Regions from separate parts of the Mus musculus genome. Here region 2 is linked to region 1. A link is a loop called in an ENCODE intact Hi-C map of the cell type or tissue named here. Cell type or tissue: gastrocnemius. All regions are shown on one strand. Each heading gives the region's core, and the rest is flanking DNA. Links, peaks and the distances in the headings are about the cores only.

Evidence for each region. Peaks named below come from ENCODE experiments on the same cell type or tissue, not always from the same donor. Only the 100,000 strongest peaks of a DNase experiment are listed, where the experiment ranks them.
Region 2: it touches region 1 in a loop (3-fold over the local background); 7 of 42 quality-filtered maps call a loop at or near these places.

The regions. Positions count from the first base shown.
Region 1 is chr10:75,268,773-75,275,360 of GRCm38, forward strand. It overlaps Specc1l (sperm antigen with calponin homology and coiled-coil domains 1-like), which reads left to right. Exons shown (of 16, transcript NM_153406.3): 11 at 5,245-5,328. Among named protein-coding and RNA genes, the nearest start is that of Adora2a, 45 kb to the right of the region's middle. In gastrocnemius, for the core only: no CTCF peak of the experiment used is centred there; no DNase peak of the experiment used is centred there.
Region 2 is chr10:75,400,035-75,402,534 of GRCm38, forward strand. Gm40694 (a long non-coding RNA gene) reads left to right here and starts at 711. Exons shown (of 2, transcript XR_871831.1): 1 at 711-1,137; 2 at 1,848-2,217. In gastrocnemius, for the core only: a CTCF peak has its summit at 1,132 (motif pointing left); no DNase peak of the experiment used is centred there.

The DNA.
Region 1 (6,588 bases), core at 2,364-4,863:
TGTATGCATGTTCAGTTGGTCTCTCCTAGTTTGTTTTCTTGTACTTTTCATCTTCCACAGAAATTAGAAAAATAAGACAAACTGTGAGAGTCATTCTCTAGATTACTTCAACTGAAACAAAATCTTGCTGCCCAGAGGGACCATGTGGGCATTTGCACTACCCACATGCTACCACTAATGCGTGCTTACCTTTCACTGTTTAGAGGTCACAGACCCTGCTGAACACCCTCCCCTTCACAAACAATCCCCCACAACCAAGGTCTCTACAGCCCCAAAACTCTATGTGTGCCAAGTGCCTGCAGAGGCCAGAAGAGGGCTCTGGGTCCCTGGAATTGGTTACAGGCAGTTAGAAGCCACTTTCTACTCTCTTCAACATTCTTTTCTCCTTTCTTTTAAAATCAGAAACTATCATCTCCAATGTGTCTGTCCATATACTTCTGGCTCTGTGGCCATCTCCTGAAGCATGGTCAATGTACTAGAAGAGGAGCTAGACCCTTAAAAATCTTGGCTCCCCCCTTATACTCATCTCCATCTCTGGTTTTGTTTTTAAGAAAGTAGAAACCATACTTAGGATAGTATAGTGTGTTAGATTACCTGTGTGTGTGCTGTTGAACTATGCAGCATCCTCCCATTGTTGGGAATTCAACTTCACAGACTGACATCTTGGCTAATTGAAGTCAAGGAGAAAGGGAGTAGGCCCTTCTCAGGCTGCCTCTGATAGAAAACAAACCAACCAGCCTGTTTTTCAAGAGTGGGGATTTCTTGATCTTTTCTGGATGTCTCAGCCCAGTCTCATCAGCTGGTTCCCAGAATTATTATTATTTTTTCTTCCCATGAATCCTTTACTCACAGAATGGTGGTTGTCTTGGTTCTGCTCTAGATTCCGGGTTCTGTGACAAGCAAGTTTCAAGTTTGTTTTGTTTTGTTTTGGTTTGGTTTGGTTTGGTTTGGTTTGGTTTGCTTTCTTCTCCTTTCTTTGACTTTTTCAGTAAGCTCACTACCCAACAAGTAGTAGATGCTCACATGATTTTTTGTTTGATGAATGAACTGAGAAACCTGCGGGGTTTCTCAGCAGGCAGAGATGCCTGACTCCACATCTGAGGACCTGACTTCAGTACCTGAACAAGGTCAAAACTTAAGACTACTTAAAAAATAAGAGCAATAATAGCCTCGGATATCAACACAGTAGAATTTATCATTATAAACTATAACCCGTGAGTCACATTTCCTGAAGAGGGCTGACCCAACTTTACATGAAGACAAAACCCAGCCTGCTCACTGCAGACATAAATGGACCCGTGCCGCTCTTACCTTGGGTTTCTGGAATGACAATGTGTTAAGAAACTGCCCATGTCCTGCTTTATGGCTGCCCAGTTACTACGGGTGCTTTTACTTTTTGCACTGGGGCTGGAGTCTAGGGTCTTTCTCATGCCTCTTAAGCAGCACTGTGGAACTACTCCTACATATAATTTTAAGAAGAATAACGTATCCAGGTGTGGTGTTACATAGCTATAAACCTAAGACTTGGGAGGTTGATGCAGGAGAATAGAGTTTGAGGCCAGTCTGGGATATAGTGAGCTCCTACCTCAAAAAAAAGAAAAAAAGGTTTTGGTACATTTTTTCAGGAAGGGCAGCTGTATTATCAGGGACTGTCTGCTGAAATGAGACAGAGAAGGACCTTCAGATGCACTATAGAGAGACAGGTGGGGTGCAGAGCCTGGCGCTGGCCGAGTGAGCAGTTCCCAGCTGTGTGCATTGTAGGGCTAAGACTGAATAAGGGGGCGATTCTCACAGAGTTTCCATCAAAACTGACACTCCTGGTTTTGGGACAGGGTCACATTGTGTAGCCCTTGCTGGCCTGGGACCTGTTTAGACCAGGCTGGCCTTAAACTCACAGAGACCTATCTGCCCTGTTGAAATTAAATGTGTTTGCTACCATGTCTGGCTAGATATCTGGTTTTTTATTTTTTTCAATTTTTTATTAGATATTTTCTTCATTTACATTTCAAATGCTATTCTGAAAGTCCCCTACACCCCCCCCCCCCGCCCCACTGCTCCACTACCCACCCACTCCCACTTCTTGGCCCTGGTGTTTCCCCTGTACTGGTGCATATAAAATTTGCAAGACCAAGGGGCCTCTCTTCCCAATGATGGCCGAATAGGCCAGGCACCGGCATAGCCTCACAAGAGACAGCTATATCAGGGTACTTTCAGCAAAACCTTGCTGGCATATGCAATAGTCTGCGTTTGGTGGCTGATTATGGGATGGATCCCCAGGTGGGATAGTCTCTGGATGGCCCATCTTTTAGTCTTAGCTCCAAACTTTGTCTCTGTAACTCCTTCCATGGGTATTTTGTTCCCTATTCTAAGGAGGTATGAAGTATCCACAAGTTGGTCTTTCTTCTTCTTGAGTTTCTTGTGTTTTGCAAATTGTATCTTGGGTATTCTAAGTTTCTGGGCTAATATCCACTTATCAGTTGTTTTACCTTCTTAATTTGCTATGTTGTTCTTTGGAAAACTTAAGATTTTTAAGGAAATGATACTTTAGGTTCATAATTGATTCAATTTAAAACATTGCTTATAGGTCTAGAGAGATAGTCCAGTTGGTCAAATGCTTTCTGTGTAAACTTGGTTTGATGGCCAACACCCATGTAGAATGCCGAGCAAGGAGGTGCACACATGTAAGTCCCAGCACTAGAGAGGCAGTGACAGTCAGGTCCTTAGTGCTCACTGGCAAGCCACCTGGCCTAATTAACAAGACCCAGGCACCAGTGAGAGACCCTTTTCTCAGAAGCCAAGGTAGATGGCTCCTGAGGAGTGACCTCTGGCCTCCACATATGCATACACACACACACACACACACACACACACACACACACACACACACACACACACACACACACAAACGCACACACGTCAATAAAGAAGGAAATAAAACATTGATTCCTGTTTCTGTTCTGTCTTTTAGAATTTGTATATGAAATATTCTTCCTTTAAAAGCTGATAGGATTTGGGACTCTGGTTGATGCTTGTAGGCTGTTTATATTAAAGTGTTTGTTTAGTCAGGTGTGGTAGTACATGCCATTAATCCCAGCACTCAGGAGGCAGAGGCTGGTGGATCTCTGAGTTTGAGGCCAGCCTGGTCTATAGAGTGAGTTCCAGGACAGCCAGGGCTATACAGAGAGACCCTGTCTTGAAAAACCATCCAACTCACCAAACAATGTTTATGATAATATTCCTAATGATTTTAGCCACATATATCCTTATGTAGAAAATAAGCTTTCCTTCCTATTTCCTAGGCCTCCTAAGTAGAAAGTACCTCTTTTTATTTCAAACTACAAGTTCCTAAGACTCTTGCAAACGATTTCTTGAGGGCTGGGGAGGTGACTCAATGCTTGAGTATGTACTGCTTTTCCGAGGACTTTGAAGCAGTAGTATTTTCATTTGCTCTAAACTTTCCAGCGGGTGCACACCTGCTTCTCGCTCTACTGCCCCAATGTTCTGGATTCCCCAAAGAAAGACCACATACACAGCCTTATATTTTAAATACCTTTAACAGCTCAATGGCTAGGCCATTCCCTAACTCCACGTGGCTAACACACTCCCCTCCAATATTCCTGGAGTTAATCCTTATCAAATCTATATTTTATCTTTGCTGCCCTGGACCCTACTGGTCAGCTCACCCTCCTGGGGCTGCTTTCCCCCTGCACCTACATGTCAGCTGTCTCTCTCTCTCTCTCCTGTACCTTTCTGCCTTGGTCCATCTCCTGTTCCCTCATCATGGCGGAATCCCCTCTTCCTCCTTTCTTGGTCCAGCCTCTCTCTCCCTGCCCAGACATTGGCCTCTGGTAAATTTATTGACCAATCAAAAACCAACTAGGGACACTGCAGATAGGTTTTTGGGTAATAAAATTAGCATGAGAACACAAGCTCCTCCTGGATTTGAGTGTGATTTCCAGTCCCCATGTTGGGTGGCTCATAACTTGCATTAATTCTGCCTCCAGGGTACCTATACTCAGGCATGTGTTTATGCACATACAGACACAATTAAAATTACAACAGATCTTTTAAAAAAGAATTATTGGGACTAAAATATGTGATATTCTAAAGACTTAGTACTGTATGCCGTATTTTTTGTGTGTTTGTTATTTGCTTGATGTTGGCAGTCATTGAACCTGGGGCCTCAGGCATCCTAAAGCATACGTAATCATTGACCTACTAAAAGAAATGGGTGGGCATTCTTGGAATGTAAGGCTAATAATAGTCTTTATTAAATACAGGCATTATTGTTGAGTTTTATACTAGTCATTTATCTCTGACATATGAATCCTGGCTAGGCAGAACACATGCACTCATGTCTTTTGGCTTGAGCACAGCCTGTTGAGTTCGTAACCCTAGATAAGACGTGTGCAGGAAGAGAGAGTGAGCAGGACAGAAAGATTGCACCAGTGTTCCAGGAACTAAAGAGACTCCTAAGAAGGCTTGTGGGTAAGAACCATGCTGAAGCCGTAATAGAGGCGTCATCTGATTGTGTCATTCCTGGCTGCTCAGCAGCAATGACACTAGACTAGTCCTCAGCCACAGATGAGGTAGTGAAAGCTCTCAGTGTCACCCCTGGAGAGCCTCCTCCCCTGCTGTCCAGGTAATCCATGCTTTATCAAACCCGACTTGGACTTCTCCTCTTTGTTCCGTTGTTGTTTGGCTGAAATGCAGTTCCCAGGCCTTCTTTCTGGGAAAGCCCAGCCTACTACCACTATGGTTTTCAGCCCTTCTCTGCTGCCTGAAATAAGAATCAACTATTTTCCTTTTTTGGCTGTCTAATGAAATTCTAACTATATCGTCCAGGTCTGCTGATGGACACTTATATATATGACGTTCCCTCTAACTGTAGGCACAGAAAAGCAAGGTTTTATTTAGTTGATGCCTTAGGCCAATGTAATAAGGAACCTCTTAATTTTGATTGAGGTGCTTTAAAGAGTGAATTAAATGGCAAAAATGACTTCGAAAGAGTCACCTGCATGGCATGTCTCTCTCTCATCTCTAGAAATACATTGTTGACTGGAGGCCCGTATGGTCCTGGTCTATAGAGATTTACTTTTAGTAAAGATGCTGTTTGTGGTTGAGTGCCTTGGATTAGGAGGAGAGACGAACCTGAAGGCTAAGAAAAGTAAGAGTCACCTTCCCTGTACTTCTGCCACCTCAGCATTCATCCATTTGCTTTTGTGACCTTTCCACTTTGTGCAGAGCATCTACTAAGAACATCTTCAACCAGCCGGCCCGCCTCTCTCCCAAGAGTCCCTGCTATGGAAAGTGCCAAGACCATCTCAGGTAATGACTTTTATCTGAAAAAGTATTAAAAACAAAAACAACAAAAACCTTCTGGAAGTTTTCAGCTGCCCACATTGTAATAGATGACATGTTGAAGGTATATCTTTCTGAAAGTTGAGAATTAGATATGCAATGACTGATTTGAAGAATTAGTCAAAACACACCAAAAATCCCTGGAAGCTGCTTGCAGGTATGCTAAATCCCCTCCCAGCGTCAGCATGGAGGCTCACTGGGCTTGTCTCAGCATTTCACTTGCTGCTGACAATACTCTCCCTGTGGCCTTTCCTGACAGCGCTGCTGTGGTCTGTGTGCTGTCCTCCTTGACATGGAGTGAGCACTTCCCTCTGTCCTCTCACCCTCGCTTCCCGAGGACTGCAGACAAGGGTTGGCGTAACTCACATAAAATGTTGTCTCATCTTTAAGACATACAATGCACTTGAAAAAACAAAAAATAGCCATAAAATTATGCTTAAAAACATGTAAATACGGCACTCTACAGTCATTTAATATGAGAGAGCATCTGTGCCTTCATGTGGCTAATGCTGCGTGTTTCTCCTGATTTCATCCAGATCTTGTTAGCCAGCCCGGCCTGGGTGTGGCAGCACAGACCTGTGTTCGTGTGCAGAGGCTGAGGCAGAAACACTTTGGAGTTCCAGGACGGTTTATATCCAGTGTCAGCCTTGCAGAATTAACGATGGTTGACTTGATACCTTTTCCTTTCTGTGTCCTGGTGTGTGTTTGAAGCTGCATCCAGCTCTGTAGAGATGCCCCTTTCCTTCCTCCTCCCTTTCAGCAGTGCTTGCTGCACTTGGAGGGGTGTGTTTTCTTTAGTTGTGGGACTGGGCAGGGCTGGGTAGATGCGCATACTGCTTTGGTTTTGAGTTGTGTTTGGGTAGTCCTCACTGTGTACCAGGTAGACACTGTGAATGTTACATATTAATAAGGCACTTGTTCACCTAAGATTTGATATGCTCTGTATTTCCACTACCAATCTTTCACAGATTTTAGACTCTTTACTTTTTTATGATAATGTCTCATTCAGTAGTCCAGGCTAACCTCATGTTCATAGTAGGCCTCCTGCCTCAGTTTGAAAGTACAGGAATTGTGGACATAAATCACTGCTGCCAGCTGCATGGGTGTTCTGAGTGAAAACTAACCCAGTCATGAGTGGGTTCAAGGAGTAGCTCTTCCTCTCACAGGAGTCTTTAGGAGTCTTGAGAAGAAATTCTCAAGCTCACACTAAAACAATTTAAAGCATGT
Region 2 (2,500 bases), core at 1-2,500, 130 kb after region 1:
TATCCTTAATGGTAAGCTGTGTATTTTGGATGCAGCAGAAAGACGGGTCCTGTTTTCTAGTTCAGTCTTTTAGTCTGTGTCTTTTTATTAGGGAATAGAGTCCATTAATATTGAGAGTCGCAAATGTGCAGCGTTTATTGGTTCCTGTTATAGTCGTGTTATGGTGTGGTGTTTCGCACCTCTTTTGACTAACTACTCTAGGATTATGAATTCCTTGTATCTCCTTGAAGATGGTTAACCTCTTCAGACTAAAGTTTACCCTCCAATGCCTTCAGTAGAACTGGATTGGCAGACAGATATTGCTTAAATTCGGTTTTATCTCGGGTTGTTTTTCTTTCTCTATCACCTGGGATTAATAGTTTTGCACGTTATAGTAGCCTAGGCTGGTATCTGTGGTCTGAGTTTGTAGAACATCATTCGAAACCTTTCTGGCTTTTAGAGTCTCCACTCAGAAGACAGGTGTGAATTGTTTTTGTGTTGTTTTTCCCTCGAAGTGTTTAATGTTCTTTCTTCTGTGCATTTAGTATTTTGATTATTATGGGTCGTGAGTAATTTCTTTTCTAGTCCTACTTGGTGTTCTCTTTAGTTCCTGTATATCCATAGGCACCTCCTTCTATTAGGCTGATGTCTTTTTTTCTCTATGGTTTTGTTAAAAATATTTTCTGTGCCTTTAGCCTGGGTTTCTTCTCCTTCTCCTGTCCCCACTATTCATGTTTGGTCCTAGATTTCCTGGATGTTTTGTGCCTGGTGTTTTTTAGATTTGACACATTCTTTGGCTGAGATATCCATTTCTTCGACTCTGTGATTCTCTCTTCCACGTCTTGTACTCCTTGGTGAAGCTTACCTCTGAGGTTTTGTGAGACATCCTACATTTTTCCTTTCCAGTTTTATTTCAGGTTCCTCCCCTGCCCCCCACCTTTGGTGATTCTACTTGTTAAATTCCACTTTCATGTTATGAATTATCTTCATTATTTCACTCAACTGTATTTTCACAGACTTCCTCAGAGGATTTATTCCTCTCCTCCCTCAGGTCCTCAGACATATTCATAATTGTTATTTTGAAGTCCCCGTCTTATGCTTCAGCTACATTGCATTTCTTAGGGTCTTCTGCAGTAGGCTTACTGACATCTGGTGGAGGTGAGTATATTGACTTGGCGGGTCATGTTTGTGGGTTTGCCTTGGGAATCTAGGCATCTGTAGTTACAGCAGCTGAGATATTTCTTGGCATCACCGGGTCTCATCTTTGCTGGGTGAGTGTTCTACTCTTTGGTTGCTGTTGCTGTCTCTGGACCATAGGCAAGTGCAGTGGCCCTGGTGGCGAGTGCTTCTGTGGGTAGCTGGGTGGCATTAGAAATGGAGATAGTCAAGGGGTAATGCCTGAGAGGGTCTATGGGAAAGAGGTGGGGGAGACCCCAGGAAGTGGAGGTGTAGTGGGAGGAGAGACTTCTGAAAGCAATAGGAGAAAGAGTAAGTCTGAAGAGACATGGATACAAGGGTCAAAGGGACCCTGGGTCACATGGAGAGGTAAAGTCCCCAGGGAATGGGGTTGGAGAGGAGGGGCTTCTGGAAGCAAGAACTTGTTTTCTTGATGACGGTCATTCTGCCTGGGGTGAGATGAAATCTCAAAGCAGTTTTAATTCCCATTTTCCCGATCACCAAGGACGTAGAACACTTTTTCAATATGTACTACCCATTTGTATTCCTTATTTTGAAAACCATCCATTGGTTTTATTTGCCCATTTGTTGAATTGACGGTTTTGTTTGGCTGTTTAATCTCTGCACTTCTTATGTATGCTAGATAGCAGGTCTCTGTGTGGTGTATAATAAGAATTTTCTTCTGCTCGCAGGTTGTCTCCATCCTCCAATGGTTATATTCTTTGCTGTGCAGAAACTTTTCAGTCTCATCCGATTCCACTTTTCTCATCCGATTCCACGTGTCAATTCTGGGGATTGCTTCCTGAAGCAATGGAGGGAATTTTTTAGGTTTGGTTGTTTTGTTTTGTTTTTCAGTGAGTTTTCAGTTATACTTGTATCTTGAAGGTTTTATGTGTGTTTTCTTCTAGAACTTTCAAGATTTGGGGCATTTCAATAAAGCTTGGTACTTTGGGAATTGATGTTTGTGTAGGGTGAGAGGTAGAGAGTTTTCCCAGAACTATTTGAAGAAGCTGTCTACCACCAATGTATATTTCTGTCATCCTTATAAAAACTTTAAATATCTACAGCTGTGTGGATTTCTTTTAGTTCCACTTAGTTTTTGGTCACTGTGGCCCTGTAGTCTAATTTTAGGTCAGGTATTGATATCAACAGTAATGCTTTTTCTGCTTGGGATTGCTTTGTGCTTTTACATGATTTTTTCAACTGTCTTTTTTTTTTTCTAATTCTGTGGAAAATGACACTGGAATGTTTGTGCAACTGTATAGTGTATGTGTGCACGCGTGTGACACCTATGAAGATCCAGAGGCCAGAGAACGATGTCAGGTGTTCAACACTATTGTTCTCC